Linked DNA regions of Homo sapiens: region 1 is linked to region 2. A link is an interaction called in ENCODE POLR2A ChIA-PET data of the cell type or tissue named here. Cell type or tissue: endothelial cell of umbilical vein. All regions are shown on one strand. Each heading gives the region's core, and the rest is flanking DNA. Links, peaks and the distances in the headings are about the cores only. Region 1 overlaps MRPS31 (mitochondrial ribosomal protein S31). Region 2 has its middle 220 kb from the start of MIR4305.

Region 1 (15,637 bases), core at 3,554-11,553, 880 kb after region 2:
CGATCTTGGCTCACTGCAACCTCTACCTCCTGGGTTCAAGTGATTCTCCTGCCTCAGCCTCCAAAGTAGCTAGGATTACAGGCATGAGCCACTGTGCCCGGCCTAATACTGGGTTTTTAAATCAGGTTTTTAACCATGAGGATTTGGAACACCCAAGTTTCTTCAAATAATGAAATCCAAACATGTTTTCAGAGTAAACCAAATCTTTCCTTAATATCAGATATTATTTTACAGAGAGGATACTGATACCCAGGAGCTTAAATAATTTCCTCAAAGGCAAATGGCTAAAATGGACAGGGCTGCTACTCAGGTTTGTACGACTAAAAAGGCGTTGGTCTTTTTACGTTACCCTGATACCTTCCAGAACACAGAAACCATACTTTAAGCAATATACAGTTTATGTAATACATGAAACACAGTATGCTATATTATTGCAGGTACTATATGAATATACAGGCCAGGTGCGGTGGCTCAAGCCTGTAATCCCAGCACTTTGGGAGGCCAAGGCGGGTGGATCACCCGAGGTCTGGAGTTTGAGACCAGCCTGGCCAACACTGCAAAACCCCATCTCTACTAAAAATACAAAAATTAGCTCGGGAGGCTGAGGCATGAGAATTGCTTGAACCCGGGAGGAGGAGGTTGCAGTGAGCCAAGATAGCACCACTGCACTCCAGCCTGGATGACACAGCGAGGCTCCATCTCAAAAAACAAAAACAATACGAATATACAAAATATTAAGAATTTGCTAAAAGAATCTCTAAGTCTCTGAAGTTTTCCTATAAAAAGTAACACTTTATGTTAATTATATTATTTACATATAAGACTAAATATTTCTGATACTTAAGCTTCCATTCCAACTATTAATCCAACAAATAAAAGATTATCAAAAATTAAGATATTACAATGATACCATAACATTATGAAGGTTAAAATACAGACTACATTTTCCTAAGACTTATTTAGGCTTTTCCAACTTCTAGCTAATCTTACCCTAAAAGTAAATGAATCTTTTTTTGTTTGTTTGTTTGTTTTTTGAAATGGAGTTTCACTCTTGTTGCCCAGGCTGGAGTGCAATAGCGTGATCTCGGCTCACTGCAACTTCTGCCTCCCGGGTTCAAACGATTCTCCTGCCTCAACCTCCTGAATAGCTGGGATTACAGGCATGCACCATTATGCCTGGCTAATTTTGTATTTTTAGTAGAGACGGTGTTTCACCATGTTGGTCAGGCTGGTCTCGAACTCCTGAACTCAGGCGATCCGCCCGCCTCAGCCTCCCAAAGTGTTGGGATAACAGGCGTGAGCCGCACCCAGCCATAAATCTTTTCTAATTCAAAATACATCTATAAATTCAATTAAAATGTTTAGCTGATGACAACATGGGTATCATAAAAAATAAATAGCATAGTAATACTGTTTTTCTTCTGATTTAGGAAGAGGTAACATCTCCAAAAAATATCCAGTAAAGTAGATGATATTCTGTTGCCAGTTCAAAGCACCTATATTATGCAGGCAAAGATTTCCAAAGCATACTGTTTTTACTTTCACTGGCTCATACAAGTTCCTTGCACCTCATTAATGCAATGGTTTTATGACTAAAGGACACCAGCGTGAGACTTTTAAGAGTTGTAATGTTCTCCAAAATTTAAGTATAATCTTATACACCTTATTTAATTTATTGAAGATTCACCAAGTAATATCCTGTTTAGCGATTAGAAAACTGGTATCATTTGCAGTTCTCAGTCCTTTTACGTCATAGAAATTCATGATGGATTTTTGCCATATAGTTTTACTTCTTCATTTTTCCTTATCGAATATCTAAAAATAAGTGAAATTCCAACATCTTTTTTAAAAAACCTTGTCAGATTTATTTTAGGACACCATGAAGATATCCACAAAAGGTTTTGAAATTCATGTAAGTATCTATACTCTAAAAGTAAATATCTGGCAGAAATAATCTCAATCAATACGTTTTATAATCCCCTGAAATTAACACTTACCTGCTTCATTGTTAATTGGGAACTCCCATAGTTTCCCCTCTTTTGTCCACTGGATCAGCTCTTCAAATCCATTCTGAAGGGGTTGTTCATTTACTGTGGCTAACTGCTTAGCAAATTCCACATCCCAAAGTGAAGGTGATGTGTCTACATAATAAAGACATTTTAGATAACAACAAGTCAATGTAAGTATCTTTTTTTAAAAGTTACAACCAATCCTGAATTGACCATGTATTTTTCAGACCCTGACATTCATAATTAAATAGTATATAATAAAAAGTTACTGAGAGATAACTGCAAAAATTATATTAAAAATTGTAACTACAATAATGGCAAGCTTAACTTTTGTTTTGCAACAATGCCAGGTAATCACTGCCCCCTCTACTGGAAAGAAAAAAATAAATTTGTATTTTGTTTAAGGGTATTTTTATGAATGTGAATGTTTTTTGTAGAATATGTGACTTTCATTTTTAAAGTCTAGCCTGTTTATCTTTATTTTTAGTCTATCGAAATTAGTCACAAATGTACTACTGTTAACAACCAAAGAAGTTAAATTAACAGAATAACAATAAAACTGCTAATGAATACTGAGTACTTCCTCTGCGCTTAAATGCATTTTATGCATTAGTGCATGTAATCCTCACAACAAACCCTATGAGTAACGTATTATCATGTTGGCTAATTACCACTATCAAATTACATGTTTCAATAACTTATTTACTTTTGAAACTTCAGATCATCTTTTGAAAATGAGCCATATTCTCACCAGTTACTGCTGCTGGGAACATAAAATGGTACAACCACCTTGGAAAACAGTTTGATAGCTTCTTAAAAAGTTAAAATATATCTATTATTCAACATAGTCGTTTCATCCCTGGATATATTCACCCAAGAGATAATACATGTCCATACAAAGACTTGTACACAAAAGTTAATGGCAGCTTTCTTTGTAATAGCCAAATGTGGGTTGTAATTTGGGAAACAACCCAAATGTCCACTAACAGGTGAATAGGTACAAAAATGTGATACAGCCATGCAATTGTATACTACTCAGTAATAAAAATGCGTTACTAGTACATGTAACAGCATATGGATGAATCTCAAATCATTATGCTGAGTCAAAGAAGCCAGATGCAAAGGAGTATATACTATGTGATTTCAGTTATGTACAGTTCTAAAAGATGCAAACTAACCTATTGTAACAGAAGGCAGATCAATGGTTGCCTACATACTGTGTGTGGGGTGTGTGTGTTTGCGTGTATTGCAAAAGGACACAAGGAAACTTTGGAGGGTCATGAAAATGTTTAAAATTATAACTGGTAGTTTCATGGGTGTATATATTTGTCAAAATTAGTCAAGTTATATACTTCAAATATATGCAATCTGTTGCACACAAATTACAACTTAATAAAGTTGTAAAAAGAAAATGAATATCAATATCTATCCCTTGGCTACCTTTTCCCCTATATTTTTATTCTTTAGTTATTTTACCAACATCTTTTATCTTTCTTATTTTTTTCTGGGTGATATCACTTTTTAAAATAAATGAGGATCGTATAGTTTGGTAATCTACTTTTTTCACTGAATGCTTGCATTAGTATCCCATTTTATATATATATATATATATATATATATATATTACATATATATGTATCACAATCCCTTACTATTCAATATTTTGATCATTTATATATTTTCTCTTTTAAATACTATAGTGACAAATATCCTTGTAGTTACACTTTAGCGCGTATCTGTAATATTTCCTTAGAACAAATTCCTAGGAACAGTTTCCGGGTTAGAGGCATAGATTGCATATGACCTATCCTCCAGCTTACCTCTTTACCCACTTTTGCCAAGCCCCCACTAAAGCATATCAACAAATAGCTCAATTACTCTTCTACCTGGGTAAGCCTTATTTTATCTATTTTGCTTTTTCTGAATCTATTTCTATGAGCCTTTATGTGCAGAAATGTATCTAGCCACACACTGACTGCTAGATATTTGGCCTAGATCATCTGATACTGGGAAACAATCAGTTGTTAGCCTTAACTAGCCACATTTACAGAGCAATCACATCAAAAATAACTTAATTGTCTCAGTTATCTTTTACTTGGTGGTCACTGACCCACCTATGTCTTTTCCATCATCATTAGGATCATCACTATATTTTTACACTTGCTAATATTTGTAAGCATTTGTTAAATATGTACTATGTTCCAGGCACTGTGCCTGACACTTTTCTCATATTACCTCACTTAATCTTTGAGATGTATGTAGTAGCCCTCATTTTATAGGTGGGGAAAAGTTAGTGTGGCAGAATCTGAATTTGAATCCAGTTCTACACAACACCAACACTCTTTCTGTTAAGCTATACTGCCTGTCGACTCTAGGATAACCAGTAGGGCCTATGAGTATATCCTTTGTAGCAGTGGTAAGAACTTAGTGGGGAACAAGACATGGGAATCATGGAACAGAATAACTCATTCAATCAGTCAATAAAAAAATTACTGAATGCCAACTGTATTTCCAGCATTATTTCAGGTGGTGGGAAAACAACAGTGAACAATTGCTAAATTTACGTTTCCACATTTTGCTATTCTTGTATTTAATTGGGAACAAAAACCATTCTTTAGACTCATGCAAGTATAGCATATTTAAACAGTACCTTCATTAAATTATTAAAGTTGTGTGCTATTTTCCTAACTAGAGTATAATAATTTGATACTGTTTTATAAAATATATAAAACTTCAATGCTTCCTTGCCAACTAACTTCAGTTTTAGAAATAAGATTTTTTTATTTTAAAAAGTAAGATGGTTCCTTCAAGACTCTCAAGAATCTTCAAGTGCCTCTTTTGGCTGGACAACAGCAGCTGCCCTGACAACCAATTTCTTTCTTTCTTTTTTTTTTTGAGACAGTTTTGCTCGTCACTTAGGCTGGAGTGTAATGGTACAATCTTGGCTCACTGCAACCTCCGCCTCCTGGGTGCAAGTGATTCTCCTGCCTCAACCTTCCGAGTAGCTGGGATTACAGGCACCCGCCACCATGCCCAGCTAATTTTTGTATTTTTGGTAGAGACAGGGTTTCACCATGTTGGCCAGGCTGGTCTCAAACTCCTGACCTCAAGTGATCCACCCACCTCAGCCTCCGAAAGTGCTGGGATTACAGGCATGAGCCACCGTGCCCGGCCAAGAAATTCCTTTCTGATGCACGCTTAACCATTTGAGCAGGGAAGAGGCGATTCCTTGTCCCTACGCATTTTGCACTTCCTTCTCATCATACACAAGAGAATGCAGTTTTTGTAATATAAGAAGGGGGTTGTTCTTTTAGCTTCACCTTCAATTCAAATGAACAAACACTGAATTAACTTCTTTCCTCTACAGATATATATTTTACAGTACAGTTTGTTCAAAAAAGAATTTAAGATTTAAGACACCTAGTTCCTATGATCTGTAAGCCACATGAGTAGGTGCTACATGAATGAGATATAGCCCCTAATAGTCTATTAAATAGAGGGAAAATCAAAAGTTCGTATAAGTAACTGTAGAAAGATTAAATGAGCCTTTGGAGGCCCGCCTAGGAACTTATCTATCATATACAACATTCTTTTTTTTTTTCCCCTTCGAGATGGAGTCTCACTTTGATTCTTAGGATGGAGTGTTATAGCACAATCATAGCTCACAGCAGCCTCAAATTCTGGGCTCCAGTGATCCTGCCACTTCAACTTCCCAAGTCACTAGGATTACAGGCATGCACCACCATGCCTGGATAATTTTTTTCTATTTTTTAGAGAAAGGGGCTATGTTGCCCAGGCTGGTCTTGAACTCCTAGTCGCAAGCCATCATGTTGTCTCAGCCTCCCAAGTCCACATACAACATTGTTTCTACCAATATCCAAAAAACTAACTTATTTTCTTTAGAAATGCTCATCACTTATACACTAGAGACCATTTGTATTAAGTTTCTTCATTTATTTTACTAGTAAACTAAATTTAATGTCAAGCAAGAGGACACTCTTATTTCTCTTTTAGACTTAAAATGGCAAATTTCTTACCCAAAGAAAACACTACAAGTCTGTTAAATATATTCCTTGAATGTTCTTCCCATCTCCTAAACAATCACTAAGTCACTTCAGTAAGTTATTTTGTAAATGCTGTCTCCTCTTCTAAGCTGCCTAAGGGCAGGAACCAGTATATCTTTATGTAATAGCATAGAGATACACTGTAAATGGTAGTTGATTATTATTGTTCTAACTCAAATTAGTAGCTAATCTGGACCTCTGGATTCGGTAATCGGTAGTACTTACCTCCCGCTGTCTCACAGAATGCAACATTTCAAGGGGGAAGCCTGACCGAAACTAGCAATGTTGACAACTGTAGTAACCCCCACCAGGTTACTTAAGAGTGTATGTGTGTTGCTTGGATCCTGAAGGCTGAGCAGGGAGCCAAGGCCATGGTGCCTAGCTGAGGAGCAGGTGTCCCTGAGAACCCAAACATCCCAGGGCATACCTGGGAACATATCAGGTAACAGTCATCGCGCACACAGAGTAGGCAAACAAAACATTAGCTGAAAGGCTGCTTAGAGATGGGAGGCAGGGTGACTCTAGAGCTGCTCAGGAATGTCCAGTATGTAATGTAAGTTCTAGTAAACTCATCTATTCATCAAGCTGGACTTGCCCAAATTATTCTTTGGTCTCTTGACGCCTTCCCAGTTTAGGCGGACATTACAGTCCCAAGTTTTCCTTGTAACAACCGCCACATTCATAAGCAGGATCCAGGCCAATGACAGAATGGAATATTAAAATATCCAAACTATTAGAACACTAAGGACATCCTGGAACGATGGAATGTTTCTCCACCTGAGAAAGAGTGTTATTCTTAACAAACCTGTTTCAGGTGCTTCTTTAGTAACTGCCATCATGTCAAAAATATTAAGTCTTTTCCCTGTGAATATATTTTTCCTAAGTCCAAAAAAAGAAAATAACATTTTAATGAATATATTTTAAACTGTCAACAAAAACTATGAGAAAATATCTTAAGTGAAATATTCTATGTAGAAATTAAAAATTCCACTGACCCACATCAAAAATATTAGCTAAATTGCCACATTTTTAGGACTGATAAACAAAAAACAGAAATGTGCACTTGAAGTTTTGCTTCATAATACAACAAATCAATTACAGCAATTTCCAAAATACCTAATTGAAAAGATTAGCTTAATTTGCCATAATTTTTATTTTTTCACGTTTATATTAAGGTTTTAAAAACTCCATGTTGTGAAAAACTATAACCATGCCAAAATAGAAGCTGTTAAACTCAACATTTGTCTTTAAGGGCAGAAAACACTGCAATGTTTAATTACAAATTATAATTATAAAAGATTGCATTGGTAAATCACAACATTCCCTTTCATAAGGCAATCATTCTGTATTTTAAAATAATTATTAACTTTCTTTACGTGACTATTTTTAATTAACTATTGAAATTAATATCAGAGAGTTAATAGGTAACATTTTCTTACACACTTGATAATCAACTGCTTTATGCATCAATTCACATATTTACTTGAATACATTTACTGGCAGATTAAAATCCAGTTTATAAACTGGATGGCTGGCCAGGCGAGGTGGCTCACGCCTGTAATCCCAGCACTTTGGGAGGCCAAGGCAGGTAGATTACCTGAGGTCAGGAGTTTGAGACCAGCCTGGCCAACATGGTGAAACCCCGTCTCTACTAAAAACACACAAAAAAAATTAGCCAGGTGTGATGGCAGGTGCCTGTAATCTCTGCTACTTGAGAGGCTAAGGCAGGAGAATCCCTTGAACCCAGGAAGCAGAAGTTGCAGTGAGCCGACATTGTGCCACTACACTCCAGGCTGGGCGATAAGAGCGAGACTCCGTCTCGAAGAAAAATAAAAAATAATAAACTGGAGGGTTAGTTTTAAAAATAATTTTGAATTCTTGTTTTTTTATAAACTAAATTACTTCTCTCTACTAAATAGAAATAACTGGAAAAATGCAAATACCATATGAACGTTAAATAATGTGATCTCAAATCATATAATCTTCCCTCTAACAGGTTCCAAGTTATTTGTAAACAAAGGCTTTTACGCTCCATAACTCTCTTCAGTGCCTTGCATTCTTCTCCCTCAACCGCACGTCTGATAAACAGGATGGTGGATTAAAGCAAGTCACAGCAGAGGGCAAATGCCTTGATAAAGTATTGAATTTCAAAAGAGGAACGTACTACAAAGAGAGGGAATGGACATTTGCTGAGCACCTACTATGTACCAGATAGTTTACACGTGTTTCTTTTCTATTCCTTAAGAAAGCCATTTAAGCTAGGTTTCACTTTCAGCATTTTATAGCTGGGGAAACAGCCTGATGGAGGCTATAAAAGGTGCCCCAGTCACAGAATTAGTCAGTGGCAGTGCCAACATTCTGAGGCAGGCCAGTGTGAACTGTCAATCTCCAACAGAAAAAATCAATCCAGGCCTGGGTTGTCTGGGGTTGATATCCCAGATCCTGCCCCAGTCATAGCAGGGTGAAAAACTTGGCGTCTCACCATTGCTTCCCCTTACTCACCTCTGGCTGGCTTTTTAACACATTGAAAGCACAGAAAACCCTTTCCTACTTGCTTCTAATTTTTTAAATATTAAATATCAAATCTAATATTAAAAATCAAATTATAATATACCATCCTAATGTAGTTGCACAGAATCATGTCCAAGATGAATGATTCAGTTAAATATTCTCGAGGATTAACTGATTCAGTTAAATATTCTTAAGTAAAACTCCAAGTACACCTTCTCCTTTATTCAATAATATGTAACAGATGCTAAATCACTTTAAATTAGTAATTCAAATAATCTTCCAAAGTCACCATAACCTCTTGAACTTCCGGTGTTAACTGCTGACCACCTTTTCCAACTTTCCTGTATAAATCATTAATTTAACACCCAGAAAGAGTTAACTCAAGTTTCTGATTTTACTTAAAACAAATCCATGGAATATACAATGCATTGAAAACACTCCAGTTGTGAGCATATCCTGCTACAAAGACAAGTTAATTTTTGTCAGACCATGCCAAATATCTGGTTCCTCCTTCCCATCTATCACTTTCAGGGTTTAAAGAAGAAAAAGAACAGAAACGTTATGCAAATACAGAACAACTTTAGATTCTAAAATAACTATGTAAGGCATGGCTCAGCATCTTTAAGAACTTCAAATCAGTAAATTCAAATGGCCACAAATAATCTACCATTTTAAAGTGTTATATAAACTTTTTTCCTCCTGCCTTTCCTTCTTCTCATTGATGGTGGGTTATTTCTCTAAGGTATACCAACAGATAAGCACGTATTGAGATATAAAGGCTATATGAATACACAGTATTAGACACTTATTTTTAAAATGAAAAATAATGTTTCTCACAAAATACTTATTTGCTCAGAATTCAGTCAGCTCCGCTTACTCTAAATGAAAGGACCCCTATTCATCGTGGGTAGATGTGAAGCATGGCCCGTTTTGATTTCAGGTATGGAAAACTACAGGACTGGCTAAATCCAGCACATGGTTCCCTCTCTAGGAAGTGGTATACAGAGAGTAAGAACACAGATGTAAATGTATTCATAATGTTCAGATATCCAACAGCAATAATACACACACACACAATAAGGTAAATCTACAGTTAAGGTAAAAACAAACTACACAAACAAAACCCAGCAGATTACAAAGCCTGATACCTTTTTTTAAGATCATCCGTCTTCTCCTGGCCAGGATAATTGTCATAGCCTTCATCAAACTGAATCCGAAGCTCTGGTCTTGAACGAACTCTAGCTGTAGCAGATCTGGCAACTTTCATATCTGATATTATGTTACTGAAACTGAAATAATAAAAAGGTCAAGTGTATTAGAAATCTTAGCTACAGAACAGTAATAAACTTCCTTTAACAGGAGACTTGAGATCATTTAATTCTTATTTCATTTTTATGCACTAATTACACAGCATAAAATGTTTAAATAAAAAATGTCGCCTATTAACATTCACATAACACAGAACATTACAATTTATGTTTACTTTCATCTTTTAAAGATGTACTTCAGAAATCTTCATTTAAAACGTAAGTGTCTCATGAAAAATTATTCAGAGAAAATGATAGGAAAGTAAAATCAGTATCTGTTATACCTATCACCTACATCCAATAACTAAATTAAAACCAAGAGTTAGCCATATTTATTTGTTGCTTTTTATTTGTTCAAATACAAATAAAATGAGTCACTGAACTGACAGTCCAGATATCTATGTCTTCCTTTTTTTTTTTTTTTTTTTTTTGAGATGGAGTTTCACTCTGTTGCCCAGGTTGGAGTGCAGTGGCGCAATCTCGGCTCACTGCAACCTCTGCCTCCCGGGTTCAAGCAATTCTCCTGCCTCAGCCTTCCGAGTAGCTGAGACTACAGGCGTGTGCCACCATGCCAGGCTAATTTTTTGTGTTTTTAGTAGAGACAGGGTTTCACTGTGTTAGCCAGGATGGTCTTGATCTCCTGACGTGGTGATCCGCTTGCCTCAGCCTCTCACAGTGCTGGGATTACAGGCGTGAGCCAGTGCGCCTGGCTTTTTTTTTTTTTTTTTAATTACAGTTTCTTGTCTCACACTATTGCCCAGGCTGGAGTGCTGTTGTGAGATCACAGCTCAATGCAACTTCAAACCCTGGACTTAAGTGATCCTCCCAAGGCCGGGTGCAGTGGCTCACGCCTGTAATCCCAGCACTTTGGGAGGCTGTGGTGGGCAGATCACAAGGTCAGGAGATCCAGACCATCCTGGCTAACACAGTGAAACACTGTCTCTACTAAAAATACAAAAAAATTAGCCGGGCATGGTGGCGGGCACCTGTAGTCCCAGCTACTCGGGAGGCTGAGGCAGGAGAATGGCGTGAACCGGGGAGGCGGAGCCTGCAGTGAGCCGAGATCGCGCCACTGCACTCCAACCTGGGCGACAGAGCGAGACTCCGTCTCAAAAAAAAAAAAAAAAAAGTGATCCTCCTGCCTCAGCATCCAAAGTAGCTAGACTTCAGGCACACGCCACCATGCTCAGCTACTTTTTTTATGTTTTGTAGAGATGGGGTCTTGCTTTTCTGCCCAGGCTGGTCTCAAATTCCTGGCCTCAAGTGTTCCTCTTGTCTTAGCCTCCCAAAGTGCTGGGATCATGGGCATGAGCCAGCACACATGGCCATTTCTTTTAATTTCTTGAAATAAATCTGGTATACACGTTCATTGAGAACAACTGATTTAGATCACTCTCCAAAATGAGGCAGTGTTACTGCTTACTATACTTACTACTTAATATAACATAGGCAGCAAGTAGTATAACATGGTATAAAATAATGAGAGATGAAGAGAGTAAGTGGAATGATGTCAGATGAAATACAGAAGAGGAAAAAGAGAAGGCAACAGACCTGAAGATTATCATCCTGTGCATAAAACCAGCAAGGTATTTAACTGAAAAAAATTACTTTTCTCAGAGAAGCTACTTTATTCTGTTATTTATTTTTAATAACATTATTGAATTTACCATTTATTTTTTCATGGACAAGAAACTGTAACTTCCTAAAAGGAAACTTTATTCAATTGTTTTTTTAAAAACTATAATCATACTTAAGACATAAGTTTTTTAAAAAGTTGAATTGCTAAAATTATGTGGTATATTTTATATACAAATTCCACTTACGTGGTATATATTATGTGTATTACTCACTAGCCATATGAAAATGGCCCATTTTGAGATATAAACATTACTGACTTAAGGGTTTGATTCACTCACCTAATTTTAGGTCGCTTTGCATCTCTCTGTGCCCTTGACTCTTCCTCATGCTGCTGGAGCTGGCTCAGCAGCTCTGACTTGGTTGTTTGCTTATCAAAAGGGAGAGAATCTGCCACAGCAGATGCAGCTGCCACCAACTCAGGACTCAGGGGCTCAATTCTGAAAAAGAAAATGAAAAACAAATGAGAAAGAAAAAAAAAGAGAGATTGGCCAGGTGCGGTGGCTCATGCCTGTAATTCCAGCACTTTGGGAAGCCGAGGCAGACAGATCACTTGAGTCAGGAGTTCGAGACCAGCCTGGCCAACATGGTGAAACCCCATTTCTACTAAAAATACAAAAATTAGTTGGGCGTGGTGGCGCACGCCTGTAAGTGCCGGCTACTCGGGAGGCTGAGGCAAGAGAATTGCTTAAAGCCAGGAGGTGGAGGCTGCAGTGAACCAAGATCACGCCACTGCACTCTAGCCTGGGAGACAGAGCGAGACTCTGTCTCAAAAAAACCAAACCAAAACAAACAAAAAAAACAAAAAACAAAAAAGAGAGATTGCTTATTACACCATTAGTTTAGTGAAAAGTGAAATGATTTTTGGAGAAAACTTTGGTGTTCAAAAAAGTATTCAATTCAATTTCTGACAAAGGCAAGAATTCTCAACTATTAGGTACCGGTTTTATATAAACTTTGAAATGTTAAATGTTAAAATTAATGGATATTTGCTGAAGCACAACACTAACTCAGAACAATATATTAAGGTGGAGGGGTGAGGGACAGATCAGCCTCAAAAATTATAAATTAGTGGAATTTTTAATTAGATGTTATTGTATTTCAGAAACAATATATATTGTAAGCAAATATAAAGGCAGGTTAACCAGTTCGCAGAAACTTTACTGGAACCAACCTAAAAGTCTATCATCAGAACAGAAAAACAAATTGTGATATATCCATACAATGGAAGAGTACTCAGCTCATGACAACATGAATGACTTTCACAGGCATTAGATCAAGTGAAAGAAGTTGGACACAAAGAATATAAAATATAAAAATTAGCCAGGCATGGCAGCACATGCTTGTAAAATCCTAGCTACTCTGGAGGCTGAGACATGAGAATCGTTTGAACCTGGGAGGTGGAGGTTGCAGTGAGCCAGGATTGCGCCACTGCACTCCAGCCTGGGTGTCAGAACTAGACTCTGTCAAAAAAAAAAAAAAAAAAAAAACTGTATGATTCCATTTATATCAAGTTCCAGAACAGGGAACACTAATCTGAGGTGAAAAAAAAATCAAAACAGCAATTGCCTCAGGACTGATGGCTACTGACTGGGAAGGTAAAAATGAAAAATGTAGTGTTTTGCTAAGTGTGTGGGTCACAGGGACTTACCTGTTTCTCAAAATCCTACAGCTAAGATTTGTATACTTTAATACATGTAAATTTTACCTGAAAAAAAGAGCCATAAATCATCATCAAGTAGGAGATGGAAAGTGGGTGAAGGCATAGGACATACAAGAATGGCAAAATGTTGATCACTGTTGAAGCTGGGCAACAGTAGAAAGGCGTTATACCATTTTGTGTTCTTTGCATATGTTTTAAATTTTTCATAAGAAAAAGCTTTTAAAAGCTTCCTAAATTAGAGCAAGTTAATAGAAAAACATTCTATTATAAAAAGAAAATAAACTATTTACAACATTTTTTCCTTTTTTTTTTTTTTTTTAAGAGACAGGGGTCTCAATATGTCGTCAAGTCTGGCTTCAAAGTCCTGGGTTCAAGCAATCCTCCCATTTCATCCTCCTGAGTAGCTGTGACTATAGCCAACTGCCACCATGCTTGGCTATTTGCAACATTTTTTAACTCACTGAGAACTGACATCTCAATGAGTGGGATCCAAATTAATGTTTTACTATACCTGGCTTTCTATATTATGATACGTTACCTAATACGAAAGTTAAACTTCCCAAATTCCTGAAGTTCTTGGAGAAAGATTTTAAGGACTTAACTAAGTTATGAAAGATCTAAAATCTGATAGGAATAGAAGAAAAAGAGAAGAATTAAACAAGGGGTCGGGCACGGTGGCTCATTCCTGTATAATTCCAGCACTTTGGGAGGCTGAGGCGGGAGGATCGCTTGAGCCCAGGAGTTTGAGACCAGCCTGGGATAGAGAAAAAAAGAAAAGAAAAAAAAAAATTAGCCAGGTGTGGTGGCATGTGCCTATAGTCCCAGCTACTGGTGAGGCTGAGTGGGAGGATCACTTGAGCACAGGAGGTAGAGGCTGCAGTGAGCCATGATTTTTCCACTGCACTACAGCCTGAGGCACAGAGTGAGAGTCTGTCTCCAAAAAAAAAAAGAAAAGAAAAATAGAGAAATATAAGTTAAAATAAAATGTGCTTTTAAAACTTATCTGTGAATAAAGCTTTAACCTTGTTCCAAAGTCATTGTATTTCTTTCATAAACTACTTGTGAACTTCATTTTCAAATTTTAATATATTTGATCAAAGTATACACAGAACATAGATGAATATTCATTTTCTAGAATCATACATTTCATAACAATGGTTTCCTATGTAGTTATACTCTCTGGCTTTATAATTTGAAATGTTCTAATTAATAAAAAATTGTGGGGGAGCCTCTGTCATTGAATAATTTTTACATACAGGGATCTTTCTTCATATATTTTAACAATGTAAGGAGAACTTGTTAAAGTATCTTTTAACAATCTATTCTATCCTGTAATTAAAACCATTTCATTAATACAAACTTTTCCCCTTCATAACATTCTGTACTTTTTAAATTTCTTTAAAATAAACTGTATGACATACAATTTCAGAAAAGAATTCTGATGAGGGAAAGAAACTGAGTGGATACTTAAATTGGCACCGCTTTTGGCAGGCAACTTGGTGCCATATATCAAAGGCAAAAAATATATATATGCACATCTCTTGACCTAGCAATTCCACTTCTAAGAATATGTGTTTAAAGAAAATAAACAGAAAAAAAAAAAAAAGAAAGAAAGAAAGAAAAAATAAACAGCTGGGCATGGTGGCTCACGCCTGTTATCCCAGCACTTTGGGAGGCCAAGGTGGGCAGATTACTTGAGTCCAGGAGTTCATGACCAGCCTGGACAACATAGTGAAACATCGTCTCTACAAAAAGAAAAAAAAAAAACTAGCCAGATGTGATGGTGCATGTCTGTAGTCCTAGCTACTCGGGAGGCTGCGGTGGGAGGATTGCTTGAGCCCAGAGGTAGAGGCGATTGTGCCACTGCACTCAAGCCTGGGGAATAGAGCAAGACTCTGTATCAAAAAATGAAAGAAAAGAAACAAATTTGTGGAATTTGAAGGATACTGCATACTCCAACCTCAAGGCCTAAGCAGTTCTATCCTCTATGCCTGAAAAGGAATTCATCTTTCAGATATCTACATGGCTTTATCCCTAATTTGATTCTAATCTTTGCTCAAATGTTACCTTATCAGAGTTCTTCCCTAATTATTCTTAAAAATAGCACCTCTCCAGCCCCCTCATTCTTTTTTTTTTTTTTCCCACCCAGGCTGGAGTACAGTGACACAACCACAGCTCACTGCAGCCTCAACCTCCTCAGCTCAAGTAATCCTCCTGCCTCAGCTTCCTGAGTAGCTGGGACTACAGGTGCATGCCATCACACCCAGCTATTTTTTTTTCATTTTTTGTAGAGACTGGGTCTCACTATGTTGGCAGGGCTGGTCTTAAACTCCTAGACTCAAGCAATCCTCCTGCCTCAGCCTCCCAAAGTGCTGGGATTACAGGCTGTGCCTGGCCCAACTCCATCACTCTTATTTTTCTTCATGTTTCACCACCTGACATAGTATA
Region 2 (15,637 bases), core at 3,614-11,613:
ATTACTTAGAAAAATATGCCACTATGGAAATTGATAATATATGTGCAGTTCCAGCACCAGGAAATCATTTTTAAACACAATATCTAAAAAATCGATATTTTACAGAAAAATAAATGGGCCAAGTGTGTCTTAATATTAAAGGAAGAATAGAATTACAGAAAAAAAGACATCAAAATAAGGAGTAAATACAATTTCATATCATTACATAAAAAGTATTTTCAGGACCACAAATATTGTAGCTGTCATCCTCATCCTCAACCTCATCATCATCAAAACCATTAAGAGCTTTGTATGTTAATAAAAATGTGGCACGGTAAAAAGAGAATTTTATACTTTTCTAGGAGCTAATATTGTATAAGAAGGCCACCCTGAAATGTCTACGCAAGTGAAAACCATACTGATGTCTACTTTAGGAAAATGGTAAAGTAAAACACATAGAGGGTTATGGAAATTCTCACTTAAAAAAACAAAGTTTTAATGGAAGTTCTCTGGACTATCTTCTTAATTTTTCTGTTAACCCAAAACTTTTATAAAAATTAAGTTTTTTTTTGATAAAACCTTTAGGTTCCATATATGTTGGAGGTGATTGAAATTTGGTGGAGGTGGCAATGGTGAATAATACAGAACTTCATGAAGAAGTCAGAAATGCCCTTGGGCTTTCAGATAAGCAATCTTTTAACACTTTCTGGTGAAAAGCAGGATTTTATAGCAGTTTGAACAATGGAACTGACATGGTTGGTTAGGGAGGAAGTTGTAGCCACGTGGTGTGAGCCACAGGGAGGCTCACAGGTAGCAGTGAGGTGCCTGGACAGTGGAGGCTCTGCAGAGTTTATGAAGAAATGACTTGTAGACCTAAAAAGAGAGCGCTCACAAAGGATTGTTGTCTCCTAATAACCAACTGTGAACCAACATTTTGGACTTAGTGAATCAAAATTTAGTTTAGACACTATGAACTATTATTATGTTACAATGGGTCAAATAAATAAAAATTTATTTACTTTTTAATTGCAAGAGCATAAGAAGGCTCAACTTTTCTAATTGCCCTGAGTTTCTGAAGTTTTGCCAGATTACCATTGAGCCCAGTTTTAGAGAGCAGACCAATATCTGTATTAAAGTCACTTTATGCAGAGAAAACTAGATACAGCAGGAGCTGTGAAAGAGGAACCGAAAAGATTTGCCAATAGACTGTATATTTGGATTAGAGGAAAGAAGCCTATCTCATACCTTATTACAATATCAATTCCAAATTAATTAATAATTTCAATGTGGAATGGAAACAAAGGGGGGAAAAGCAATATTTACATGATTCTAGAAATAAGGAAGCATTTTCTAATCATGACACTAAAATCAATTGTTTTTATCATTTTGAACATAAATAGCCTAAACAATATTTTTAGGTTTAAAACATTCAAAAAAATATTTGTTGTATACATACATATCAGATAAAAGGTTAAGATCTTTAATATATAATGAGCTCTTGGAAATCAACGATAGCTGAATATACCAAAAGGAAAATGGCAAAGGACATGAATAGGCTCGCTCAAAAAAGAAATATGGATGGCCAATACACATTTGACATCATATTCATTCCTTTTTTTTTTTTTTTTTTTTTGAGACAGAGTCTCACTCTGTTGTCCAGGCTGGAGTACAATGGCGTGATCTCGGCTCACTGCAAACTCTGCCTCCCCGGTTCAAGTGATTCTCCTGCCTCAGCCTCCTGAGTAGCTGGGATTACAGCTGCCCACCACCACGCCCAGCTAATTTTTGTATTTTTAGTAGAAACAGCATTTCACCAGGTTGGCCAGGCTGGTCTCAAACTCCTGACCTCATGTGATCCACCCACCTCGGCCTCCCATAGTGCTGGAATTACAGGCACAAGCCACCATGCCTGGCCAATATTCATTCTTAATATAATGCAAAGAAGTTCAAATTAAAAGCGATAATAAGATACCATTTCTCCTCTGTCAGTTATATAAAGGTTAAAAATGATAATACCTAGTGTTGGCTAAGTAACAAGCCAAAAATGATGGCAGAAGTATTCATCTTTCCACAGGAAAACTTGTCAATATTTATTAAAGTTCCTTAATGTTTATTAAAAGCATTCCTTTTGATACTGGAATTTCAACTATAAAAATTACAATGATGGTATAAGTATATTCATCTCGGGATTTTTAATATTAAAAAATTGAAAAAGCAAGCATTGCAACAGTAGAGAACAGAGTTAAATAAATTATGCATCTTACATAGTCATTGAAAGTTTTAATTTTGTAGTGAATTATATTGTAGAATTAATTTTTATTCTTTAAAAATTATATTGTAGAAGAATATTAGTTAACATTGGATAAATTTAGGCTCTTGTTTAAAGTCAAAAGAGCAGAGCGCAAAACTGCATATATTGGTGATCTTATTGCTATTAAAAATATTGTGTATATATCAAGAAGATATGAAAGACTATACAACAAAATGCTAGTGAAAACTGTCTTTTGATGTTAGGAGTACAGGTAATATTAAGCAGCTGAATGGAAAAGTTCTTATGCTTTACCCTGTAAAACTTTCTGTTTTTGTCACTTTTGGTTTGAATTAGTAATAGAATTTTGATTCAATATTACTGAGTTGACACAAAATTGAATCAAGGACAAAACTTAGGACATCTAGCATGATAGATGGAAATTGAATGACAAAATGATTTGGGGGTGATGGAATGATTTTAAATCATCTGGCTTAAAATGAGGACTTTGGCACAAAAGAGGAAGGTATGATTAATGTAGCTGGGCTGGTGGCATCCAGTACTGGGGTTTGGATGAGTTCCTTTGGTGGACATTTCAAGAGTCAGTTTGCATAAAGTTCTGAGCAGCCATCTGGGAAGGATCATCTCAGGACAAACTTGGCCTAAGAGCAAAGCACCACAGTGAGAGGCTCAGTGGTTCTGAGTTATCATCGTGTTTGTCACTCACATGGGTCCCAATACAATGCTGGTGAATTTCCTGAGTCCTGGGAAAGGAAATGGTTATATCAAAATTCAAAGACCGGATTTAGTTTTTAAAAATGTTACCAGAAAGTAGGAACACAAGCACACTGCTTTGGTGCCATTCAAGTAGAAAGTAATGCAAAAGGGGTGAATAGCATTCTGCCAGTTGGCTCAAGTTGCAGCCTTTGTAATTTTATACTCTTCTGCAAAAGCAGAGTAGCATCCTTGAACTATGCCACTCAACCCCACCCCTCAGCTAGGCCTAGCTTATGCTCTGATGGCTCCTTAGTGGGCACTGGGATGTAAAGAACTAGTTTCAACTAGCTTTTAGTAGGGACTGCCAATGAGCAGGAAATTGGAGTCCGGGATATTATTGAGCCTCAAATTATGTTTATATTAAATAGGACTTTTTCGTTGTTCCACTGGTTTTTAAACTTTTCTTTTTAACAGCAGACACTTTTTGTGAGTTAAATGTTATGTGTAATCCAGAACAAAAAACTGATTACTGCTGAGCTGACTGACATAAGGAGTGGGGCAAGGGGGAAGGAGTATAAAAACCCAGCGGCCCCTTGTCATCCTCTCTGTAACCTAGGGATACCTCTTGGAACCATTAGGGCTGAAAACCACAGATCCATCCAACTTCCAGAGATGTGCAATGACTTGCTCAACACATGTGGCAGCAAAGACAGGGCTGGATCCAGCACTCCTTTCCCTGGGATATTTTTCCCTCCCCATCACTCCCTGTATGATTTCTCTAGCACTTCTTCCTTAGAAAGCCTCTGTGGTGCTCCTTTTTGAGAAACACTGAGTCCTGGGGGTTGGGAGGAAGAGGAACAGAGCACATGTTACATGGTGAGATAGCCCTGAGAGAGATGGGACAAGCTACACAAACCTCAGTGGAAAAGCCGTACAGAGCCTGCACATGCCGGCCCCTGAGTCCCTTGGCAGTGAAGCCGAGCATCTCCTTAGGGCTGTGTTTTCTGGAGGACATGAAGGGGCCCTGAACAGGGTGGGTTTTCTGCAGGCATTCCCTCCTGCTGCCGCACAGTGCGGCTGAACCCTCTGGCCTTCCGAGGTCACCGTGGGTCCTCTGAGAGAGCCTTTGATTTAACATGTAAGGGAATTCCCACTGGCTGATTAAATATTTTTATATTTTATCATCTTCCTGCAGCTAACAGCTTTTGGCATGCAGGGTATTTTTATGAACGTTATAAGTAAATATTATGGGGTCAGTCACAGAGATGAACATGGATTTGCAAGCCTAGGGCTGGAAGACATTAGGCCTCACATTTAAAACAATGTGGGTATGGAAAAAATTAAAATATCGAGAACTTGAAAACACTCAAAGCCTGCAACCGTGCATCTATAATCCAATGTTAACAGAATTCAGATAAAATCAAATTGATTTTAAGTGCTACATTTAGATATCCAAGGGGAATTCATTGCTTTTATACTTGAGTTTTGAGCATTTATCAGGAGAGAGACAGTAGGATTACACTTTCACATTAAATATCACCAGTTTTGTTTTCCAGACAGGACTAGACCCTTCCACAAAGCATGACAGATTCTCAAGATGCCAAACCACTGCTTAGAGTTTCCAGGGGCCACAGGTCACTCTTGGTTCAAATGGCCCTTTGGAAAATAAAATAAATAAATTAAAAAAATGCAACTCCAGTGGCATCATGGTCTGGTACCCTCTTGGGTAAGAAAGTCTGGGTGAGCTGCTTGGAAACTGATGTCAGAAAAATCCTCCTTGACACACGGTGAGTCACAGCTGGGAATTTACGTCTTCCTAAGCAACTGCTAAACTTCTGCTGTGGTTGTGGCCATTTCATAGCCACAGGCCTATGGATTCCCTGGGGAATCCACGCATAGTGTTATTGGTCAGTGGTTCCTAATGACATCTGTCTCAAGACACCTCCTCAAAGCATCTTTTCTACTTTCCTCCCATCTCCCATAGTCCCTGGCACAGGTCAGGATGAATGGAAGGTGCTTAACAAATATATCTGATTTGGTTTGCTGATCTATTTTTCCCTATCAATCTCATTTCACCTCTCCCAGTGGTTTGCTGTTTGCTCTTGTGCTACCTTAAATCTAAACTTACATGAATCCAAATAATTTTATAAGCTTTCTCATTAGTTGGAGTGCATTTATTCAACACATCTATAAATGTTCTTCTCTTTCAAGTGTTGGCAACTTAACGGGATTTGCTGTTGTCTGCAAATTCAAGAGCCTGGCCTAAGTGTATGTAATTAACAGAGGCTTAGTGCCAGGGATATAGCAGACAGTCAGTAAATACACAAGGAGGGAAGGAAGGGATGGAGGGAGGGAAGGAGGGAGGGAGGGAGGAAAAGAAGGAAAGAGGAAGGGGAGGAGGGAGGAAAAAGGAAGAAAAGAAGGAAGAAAGAAGGGAGGAAGAAAGAAAGGTAGAGAAGAAAGAAGTCGGGGAGGAACCACCCTGGTGTATAGTTCAGTTCCATCAGGGTGATTTTGAAACCCCTTGTGAACATCCTGATTAAAGGATAGGCCCCTGTAACAACCTAGGTAAGAATCCTTTTCCAATAAGGAGGTGCAGTGGAGATAAGATGACAGAAGGGCGTGGAGGAAAGAAAGTGCAGAAAGGTCAGATAGTGTATAGGGCTGAGGCGCCAGGGGAACGGCGCTGAAGATGCTGACCTGGCTCCAGCAGGAAGTCGTGCTAAATCTCCTGCCAAGTTCCACAGCTCTGCTTTCTGCAGTCCTCAGAAAGCTCTTGAAAACCCTATTTGAAAAATGCTGGTGTAGATTGGGGTGTCTTATCAAGTTGATCTGAATGTAATGAAAATCTTCAGAAGTCTAGAACAGATGGTACCTTACACTTTCTCTTGCTTACCCAGCCTGCCTCTCTCACATCGGGAACAGATTACATCGTTCCAGGCCCAGCATCAAGCCAGTCTCTGACCCTGCTTTTGGAGTTTCTCCCCACCTTCCCCTCTTTGCCATGCCCGATGGCCGTCTTCACTGCCCCTCACCACAAAAGCTGGGAATCACACAAAGAGATTTGCCTGCCCTCTGGAAACTGCCCCAGGAGGTTTTACATTTTTCTTTGATTGGAACCTGTAGTACCAACTGACAAGCTGGGTTTGGGTCATCCCTGGAGAAGTCAAGTGGGATTGTAGGGGAGGGTCTTTTGAGAATGCACAAGAAGGAACCTAGTAGAGGGGACACGCTTATTTTTGTTCTCTGAAATGAGACTTTATTGACCTCCCAGGTGAGCTCTTCAATGTTAGAAAATAGCTAGGGGCTGGGAGCGGTGGCTCATGCCCGTAATCCCAGCATTTTGGGATGCCAAGGCGGGTGGATAGCTGGAGGCCAGGAGTTCAAGACCAGCCTGGCCAACATGGTGAAACCCCGTCTCTACTAAAAATACAAAAATTAGCTGGGCATGGTGGCACGTGCTTGTAATCCCAGCTACTTGGGAGGCTGAGGCAGGGGAATCACTTGAACCCGGGAGGCAGAGGTTGCAGTGAGCCGAGATCGTGCCATTGCATTCCAGCCTGGGTGACGAGAGCAAAACTCTATCTCAAAAAAAAAAAAAAAAGAAAGAAAAAGCAAAAAGAAGAAAAGGAAATAGCTAGAGAGGAGAAGGAGGGAAAGACGGACTAATTTTTTAAAGACTCAGCAAGTCATGGCTGGTTAAAGGTTAGATTTGTATGACTATTCGAAGCAGCTCTGTGCTGATAATGGCAATATATTTTTTTTTCTTTTTTCTTTCTTTCTTTTTTTTTTTTTTCAGATGGAGTCTTGCTCTGTTGCCCGGGCTGGAGTGCAGTGGTGTGATATTGGCTCACTGCAACCCTCCTGGGTTCCAGTGATTCTCCTGCCTTAGCCACGAGCAGCTGGGATTACAAGCATGCGCTAGCTATCATACCTGGCTAATTTTTGTATTTTAGTTAGAGACAGGGTTTCACCATGTTGCCCAGGCTGGTTTTGAACTCTGGACCTCAGGTGATCCACCCACCTCGGCCTCTCAAAGTGCTGGGATTACAGGCGTGAGCCACCATGCCCAGCCGATAATAGTAATATCTAATGAGATGAAATGCTTACTAAGTGCCAGGCACAGTGTTAAACACTAACTTCACTTACTCCTCACAAGAAGCCTGTGAAGTAAGTACTTTCATCATCTTGGATTTACAGATGAAGAAACTAAGGCTGGCAAAAATGAAGTAAAATTTCAAGGGTATGTAGCTGGTAAATGGCAGAACTTGAACTTTTGAATTTGTGTTTCTGGTTAGTATTCTATTATCTTTGTACTTTGGGACACACACACACACGTACACAAACTGAGTAAATCCTATTAAATAAATCCTGTTCCAAGATTAAAATTCACAATTGCCTTTTTTCTAGGTTTAAGAGTTTTCACTACTTGAACTTGCATTGCCTAGTTCTCAAGTGGGTTTGCTTCAACACCAAGCTATGTCACCTGCCAAACTAAAGCAATCTCTGACTCTCTCATTTCTCCCCCTAATGCACAAAGCACAAGCACAAACTGCCGGGGTGTTCTAGAACCCTGGACTAAAAACCCAAGACTTTATATACGCAACTCAAGTTCCTCGATTTTCTTTCTTTCCAAAGATTCTGAAATACCTTCTGGCCCACTGCTTCGTACAAAAGAGCAGTTTCCCTGACCAAGGAAATTGTGGTTGTGGGATTCTTGAGCCATCTTCTTAGAGAAGTTCCCTCTGCTTTTTTGTATTTGTGCAGGACATTTGTGCAGGGAGCTCTTGGAAGGACATTCAGATTTTGTTCAGCTGTGTCTGTCGACACATTTCTGGACTCTCTGCAAATAAGAGTAGATATGAGACTCAAGTCCTGGAACCCTTCTGTAGCTAAACCCAGAGTCTCAAATTGTGAAAGCTGCTTTCAGGGTCACATTCTATGGCACCTAGAAACACTGCACTGAAAGAGAGGTATGTTTCCTCAAATTTTAGCAATTGTAATTTCTTAGTGGAAGTAATTGGATTCCACAGTTTGCTTCCTATTTTGGAAGTTACAGAGAAATCAAAGTCTCTCATAAGAAAAGTATTTTTCCGTCTTAGCCCACTGTTTCCACTTTCAAAATATGTTAAAACAACAACAATAATAAAGCTATTTCAATTGTGCCAAATTCCCCCAGACTCCACTATTGTGACTGTGTTTCTAGTTGATATTCTATAATCTTATCACTTTCAGCCACACATCCACATACCACCCTGGGTTATTTATAAAGATAAATCCTGTGCTGAGATCAAAATCTACAATCTATTTTTTCTAGGTCTAAATTTGTTTTTGCGGCTTTAGAAATGATTTTGAAAATATTTTCCAGGGAGTTTATTTGTGTAAAAAAGATTTTGGTAAATAAATTACTCAGAACAAAACTAGCTTTTAGGTTGTCAGCTACCAACTACTATGTATTTGGAATATCTTGAGTTATCCAGGAACTGATAGTTAAGTGTTTGAATGATTTGTACTCTTAAGTTTTAATGTTTTCAAAGTGTGTCCGTCTAAAAATATAACTCCAAAATTCTGGCTCTTTGTGAGCATTGGCTTACTAGTGAATTAAACTTTGCATTATCCATACTTTCTGAACTTCAGTTTCCCCATCTTTAAAGTGGAATAAGTAATAAAATCTACTTCGTAAAATTATCATGAGAACTAAATGACATAAGACATGAAAAATAATGATTGCTCATCACACAACAAATGCTCCATAAACAGTGCGTGAAAATATTATCTAAAGAGTTCAGTTTAAAATTAATAATTGAGTTACGACATTTACAACAATTTGTGTACATCTTCTATCCCCAGGAGCCTGCATGCTGTGGGAGGATGGGCAGTGGCCTCCCTTGACCTTCAACCTTCTCCAGTCTTCAGCCTCTTCTGACACAGCAGTCTCTCAGTAAATATTGCTGGACAGAAATTCATCTGACTATCAACTTGCCATGCTCCCTATTGGCATTAATAAGTAGGAGTTGTCTATATTTGGAATTCAATTTCTTTTCTCGAAACACACTTAAAAATTTTAGCGCTATTTTAAAAAATAGTGGTTTTGTTTTACTCTTCTGTTAAAGCAACTAAATTTGAAATTCTAATGCAAATTCAGTAAATTAGTGTTAATAAGCTTACACCAAAAAAGAGTCAGCAGATAAATGATGTAATTGGTTTTTCCAAGGAGAGGTAAAATTGGGAGAATGACAATAATTTGTGATTTGCTTTGGGCCTTGTCTCAGACACAATAAGCTACAGTCCAGATAGTTGAGCTACAGTGAAAACAACAGTCAATCTCACATGTGAAAGTTATGTCCCCTCACTTGTGAGAAAACCAATGTCATCAGGCCCTTTGCTTGAAAAGACCAGTTGAAGGCACATCAAGCTGAATTCGTAGCTTTTACTCTGTAAGGAAAATATTTCTGAACTTTCATCTAATAGAACTTTTCTACTCTTTAAATTGTACAAATAAATGTATGAACAAATGTTCTAAGCTAATTTACAAATATTATCTGGTGTTATTGCAATACATCAAACATATTTGACTCAAACTATGGTTAGCTCCAGATTTAAATGTTGCATGTTCATGGGTGTAACACAGAGAACTTTAATTCATAGGACTGTATAAATGTTGGTCTAACATATATTTAGAATACCCAATATGTGCTATGACTAGTGCAAAGTGTTAAAGATATGGCACAAAAGAATAGGAGAGAAGTGCTAAGATGCTTGCCTAGATGATTTGGGACCACATTGTATAATGCTATGCTTTTGAATTTGAAGCACATCATATTTTGAAGAGCAAGGTGGTAAAAGACATTTATATTGAGTGGAGAACACTATAAATAGTGGCTATCTGGAGAGCTGGAAGGTGAAGGTGTCCAAGACTGAAAGCAGCTTTAGAGGGTGAGCATGCCATGGAGGTGAGAGCAGGAGTGACAGCTCACATGTTGAGTATTTGTCATCCTGGTCTTGTCAAAGTCAGCCACTGGTGCTTTCTGGCAAAGGAGTGGCTTCGTTTGTGCTTAAAAAAGGATGTCAATAGTGAGAAGGATGAATTCAAGAGAGAACAATTAGTGTTTGATCTTACCTTATGGACAGCTCGTCTGGACACAGGACGCACTAGCTTTCTCAATTTGGGGGAAGGCAGGACAGGCCACTGCTGGGACAGGCCACTGTGATGAGAAATTGCTGCTCTGCACTGCCCGCACATGAAGGGAGAACAATCTTGCCCTGTAGTATTTAAGCCATAAATTGGTTCATGTTTCAGATTACAGGGTATGACCAAGGCTATGTGTTCACTAACAGACATTTTCTGAGCCCCAAGCTGACTACCAACCCTGATGAATGCTATAAATTCATTCAGGGAAATGAATTCCTATCTCTTGACATAAAGTAGTCTCCAGAATCTGCTAGTATCCAAGCACATTTCTCCAGAATCAGATGCATTTCTCTGAAAGAGCAATAGCAGCCAATGGTGCAGTGTGTCCATCAGAGTTCCAGCAGGAAACAGATGGCATTCTCAAACTGTTACTCAGGGATAAATGTTAATAAAAGAGCGATTTAAAACAGGATGGGAAGATGTAAGGGCATGTAAGAGGGATGTTGAAAGACCCTGGGCTAAAATGGCAGAAACTGATAATGATGCATGAGCTCTTTATTGCTCTTGAATCTGAAGAGAAGTGTGCCAGTTCCAGATCTCAGAGAGGGTAACCATAGGTAGAATGTTACTGGAGAGAGGCTGTGGCATTTGATGGAAAACATAGCCAATCTGTGCACACTGCAGGAAGGGAATGCACAGACGCCCTTTCCTTTCACTGGAGCAGGGAGCCCACTGGTACAGCCTGTACAGATCAGCCTACAAGGGACACAGTAGGACATAGAGGGTGAGAGTGGGTCTGCAGGGCAAAGGGGAAATACTAAGCTCTGTACAGTTTTTGGTATGTGGTAAATCCACTTAAAATAATAATGATGGGACATTAGCAAAATTGTGGACTAGGAAGCTCCAAACTCGTGTGTTCTCTCAAAAAAGTATTTAAAACAAACAAACCCCAAATCAACCAGAGGCTGTGTGAACCAAATTTATGGAAGTTTTAGAAAACAATCAAAGGTTTACAGCAACCAAGCAAACAGCCAATCAAGAAAAGGTCATCTTCTAAATGTCAGTGAAGTTGTGTGGTGTTTTACCCTCCTTTGCCCCACTCCTTTCTCCTGGTGGAAACAGTCTTGGTCTTGAGCAGCAGCAACCCAGTTCCCAGTTCCTTTCTTTGAACCAGAAGGAGAGAGTAGACCTCCTTTGCAGATTATTATGTGTGTCTGTTCCAACCTGCCTGGGGATACCTGAAAAACTGACTTGCTCTTCTCTGTCTTACATAACTCAGAAAACATGCAAGAGAAGCAATGAGTACTGTTCAGAAAAGGTACAAGGGGGCTACAAACCCACTGATTGGCTGAGTCAAGAGAGTCTTGCTGAAGACATATGATAGTCCAACTAAGGCTTGAAAGAGAAGCTGGGGTGAGACTTTTTGGGAAATTAGGACATTCAAAAGCAGCTGTTTATATGGGGGAATCTAGGAAGCCATGTACATGGCTAGGTAAGATACATGCTTAAAAAAATTCTAAGGAGACCTTAGATGTTCACCCAAGACTGATATCCAGGCTCAGAACAAGCCTGAGTGCTAAAGGATTCCCCAAGCATACAGCTGGGTCTGAAAAGCCTGAGAGGTGCTTTGTCCTCCCCACCCCCACCCCGTCTCTCTGGTACTTTTAAAATTTTGTTTTAGCTCCTGGGACTCAAGGAAATCTATCAAAACATAGCTGAACATAAGCTAGAGGAACACATGCTTCACTGAGCACACATGACAAGAAATAGCCTTTGCAAAAAATGTTTGAAAAAAAAATCTCAGAACAAATGGACTGCTATAGCCTTCAGCAATCAAAATCAAAACAGCAAACTCTGGGGAGGGGGATAATCTGATTTCCAGAAAGACCACATTATTATTATCAAATGCCCAATATTCAACAACATAAAATCACTAAGTTTACAAAAAAAATCCATACAGAAAAATATGACTCATTTAAATGGATAAAATGAAATGACAAAAACTATCCCTGAGAAAGCTCGGACATTGGACTTACTTTAAAACAACTCTCTTCTGTATGCTCAAAATGCCAAGGGAAAACATGAAAAAAGAAGTAAAGAAAATCTTGAAAATGATATATAAAAATGAGAATATCAACAAAGAGATTAGAATTATAAAAGAGAACCAAACAGAAATTCTGGAGCTAAAAAATACAATAACTGAAATGAAAAATTCACTAGTGGGGCTCAAAAGCAAATCTCAGCTAGCCCAAAAAATAATCAGAGAATTTGAAGATAGGTTATTTGAAGTTATTGACTCTGAAGAGCAGAAAGAAAAAGGACGAAAAGTGAACAGAGACTAAAGGGCTTATGGGATGCCATCAAGAGGACCAATATGTGCATTATGGACGTCACAGAAAGAGAAAGAAAATGGCAAAGACTTTATTTGTTAAAATAATGACCAAAACATCCCTAATTTTATCAAATATGCAAGCCTAAAAATCCAAGATCAATGAATTCCAAGTAGGATAAACCAAAAGAGACTTATAAGAAGACACATTATAGTCAAACTGTTGAAAGGCAAAGCTGGAGACAATCTTAAAAGCATTAAGAGAGAAGCAACTTATCACATATAGGGGACCCTTAATAAGATTATTTCCCAATTTCTCAACAGAAGCCATGGAGATCACAAGGCTGTGAGATGATACATTTAATGTACTGAATGACACCCCCAGCCCAAAACACACACAAAACTGTCCCTGAGAATTCTCAACCCAGCCAAACTGTCCTTTAAAAATGAGGGAGAAATTAAGATATTCCTGGACAAATAAAAACTGAGGGAGCTCACTACCACTAGACTTGTCTTATGAGAAATGCTAAAGGGAGTTGTTCAAATGAAAAGGAAATGACGCTAGACAGTAACTCAATGTCAGATGAAGATATAAAGATCTCTGTTAAAGGTAAATATGTGAGCAAATATAAACACCACTAGTGTTGTAATTTTGGTTTTAACTCCATTCTTTAGTTTTTACATGATTTATAAGATGAATGCATAATATGTAATCATAAATCTTTTAGTGGATATACAATGTATGAAGATTAATATTATAACATTAATAACATGAGGTGGGGTGGAGCTTTATGTGAGTAGTTTTTAAATATGATTGAAGTCAAGTTGATATCCATTTAAATTATATGGTTATAACTTTAGGATGTTATATGTAATTTCAATAGTAACAACAAGGAAAATATATGTAAGTATATACAAAAATAAATGAGAAGGGTGTCACTACAAAAACTCAACACAGTAGACACAGTAATAGAGGAAATAAGTAACAAAAAAGCTTCAAGACATGTAGAAAACACAATAAAATGCAAAAGCAAGTCCATTCTTATCAGTAATTATGTTAGATATTAATGGATTAAACTCTTCAATAAAAAGGCATAGATTGGCAGAATGAATTTTAAAATATTAGAACTATACGCTGTTGACAAGAGATTCACTTCAGATATAAAGATAGATCAAAAGTAAAAGGATATGAAAAGATATTCCAGCTAAAAGTAACCAACCAAAAGAGAACTGAGGTAATAATATCAGACAAAATAGACTTTAGGTAAAAAGCTGTTATAAAGACAAAGAAGGATACTATGTGTTGATTAAAGGGTCAATTTATGAATAAGTTGTAAAAATTATAAATGTGTATGCACCAAACATCAATGATCCAAAATATTTCAGGCAAACATTGATAAAATTAGAGGGATTAAATAGACAGCTCAAAGATAACACTAAGAGACTTCAATGCTCCAATTTCAATAATGGATAGAACAACAAGAGAGAAGATGAATAAGGAAATGGTGGACTTGAAGAACATTATAGACTAAATACACCTGACAGACATGTAGATAACACTCCACCTAACAACAGCAGAATACATTGTTCTCAATTGCACATGGAACATTACCCAGAATAGACAATATAGTAGGCCGCAAAACAAATCTTCATAAATTTCAAAGATTGAAATTATATAAAGTACTTTTCTGATTACAATAAAGCTAGTACTCAATAACAGAATACCTGAAAAATACACAAATATTTGGAAATTAAATAACATACTCTTAAACAATCAATGGATCAAAGAAGAAATCACAAGGGAAATTAGAAATTAACTAGAGAAATGGGATGCAGCAAAAGCAGTATTAAGAGGGAAATTTCTAACTATAAATGCTTATATTAAAAAAAGAAGAAAGATCTAAAAAAAAAAAAACCTAAATTTCCTCTTACAGAACTAGAAAAAGAGAAACAAACTAAACCTAAAGTTTGAAAAATGAAGGAAATAATAGATCAGTGGAGAGATAAACAAAATAGGGAATAGAAAAACAGTAGAGAAAAACCAGTGAAACTAAAAGTTGGTTCTTTGAACAGATTAACAAAATTGACAAACCTGTAACCAGACTGACTAATAAACTAATAAAAAAAAAGTGACTCAAAAATGAGAAAGCAAAGTGAGATATTACTATTGATGTTGTAGAAATAAAAAATTAAGACAATGCTATGAACATTAGTAAGACAAAAAATTGTCTAACCTTAATAAAATACACAAATTTCTAGAAATACACAACTACAAAAATTAAATTATGAAGAACTAGAAAATATGAGTAGACCTATAGCTAGCAAGTAGATTAAATGAGTAATCAAAAACCTTCCAATAAAGAAAAGTCCTGAGCCAGATGGCTTCACTGGTAAATTACAAACATTTAAGGAATTAACAACAATCCTCAATGTTTCCAAAAAATTGCAGAGGAGGGAACATTTCCCAACTCATTTTATGAAGCCAGCATTATCCTGACAGCAAAACCAGCAGATACTACAACAAACAAAAAACCACTGCAGATAAATATCCCTTATGCATATTGATACAAAAATTATCCACAAAGTACTGGCACCCAAATTTGGTTATTAAAAGGTTTATATACCATGACCAAGTGGGACTTACTCTCAGAATGCGGAGATGGTTTGATAAATGAAAATCAGAGAAATATACCACATTAACAGAACCAAGGAAAACAAACCCAAAACATAATCATCTCAATTGATGCAAAAAAAAAGCATTTGACAAAGTAACAATTGTGACTTATCTTTATTTGGAATGTCCTATGTGCCAAGCACTACGATAGGTGTTTAATGTAGAATCTTTTGAATTCTATTACATGTTTTAGGGCAATACCCTAAAACATATATTATACTAATGTCTTCCTCTTACATATAAAGAAACTGATATTCAGAGTATTGAAGTAATTTATCAAAATCATACATATAAGTAAGGAGTAAAGTCAGTCAGATATTTCAGGTTTGAGATTACAAAGCCTAGGCTGTTTCTCCTATGTAGGGCCTTTTGCTCTGGCATCCAAGGAGAGTCAAAAGGAAGGTCCCTAATTGAGAAAGTCAATTTTCATAAATTTGACAAATTTTATAAAAGCTGACTGGCTTCATAAAACAGTCTTTGGTATCTTTATCCCCCTCCCCTCCCCACTGGTAATAGAGTACTATTATTTTGATTATATATTAACTTCTTTTGCTGAAA

Evidence for each region. ChIA-PET counts read pairs that join two places held together with the same protein. Peaks named below come from ENCODE experiments on the same cell type or tissue, not always from the same donor. Only the 100,000 strongest peaks of a DNase experiment are listed, where the experiment ranks them.
Region 1: POLR2A ChIA-PET joins it to region 2 with 5 read pairs; 2 of 35 experiments call an interaction of 5 or more read pairs at or near these places.

What each region holds. Positions count from the first base shown.
Region 1 is chr13:40,747,141-40,762,777 of GRCh38, forward strand. MRPS31 (mitochondrial ribosomal protein S31) reads right to left here. Exons shown (of 7, transcript NM_005830.4): 3 at 11,808-11,966; 4 at 9,733-9,873; 5 at 6,879-6,952; 6 at 1,998-2,141. Among named protein-coding and RNA genes, the nearest start is that of MRPS31, 16 kb to the right of the region's middle. In endothelial cell of umbilical vein, for the core only: no CTCF peak of the experiment used is centred there; no DNase peak of the experiment used is centred there.
Region 2 is chr13:39,871,703-39,887,339 of GRCh38, forward strand. No RefSeq gene overlaps it. Among named protein-coding and RNA genes, the nearest start is that of MIR4305, 220 kb to the left of the region's middle. In endothelial cell of umbilical vein, for the core only: no CTCF peak of the experiment used is centred there; DNase peaks (open chromatin) are centred at 4,079, 4,739, 8,119, 10,479 and 1 weaker place; H3K27ac peaks cover 6,565 bases.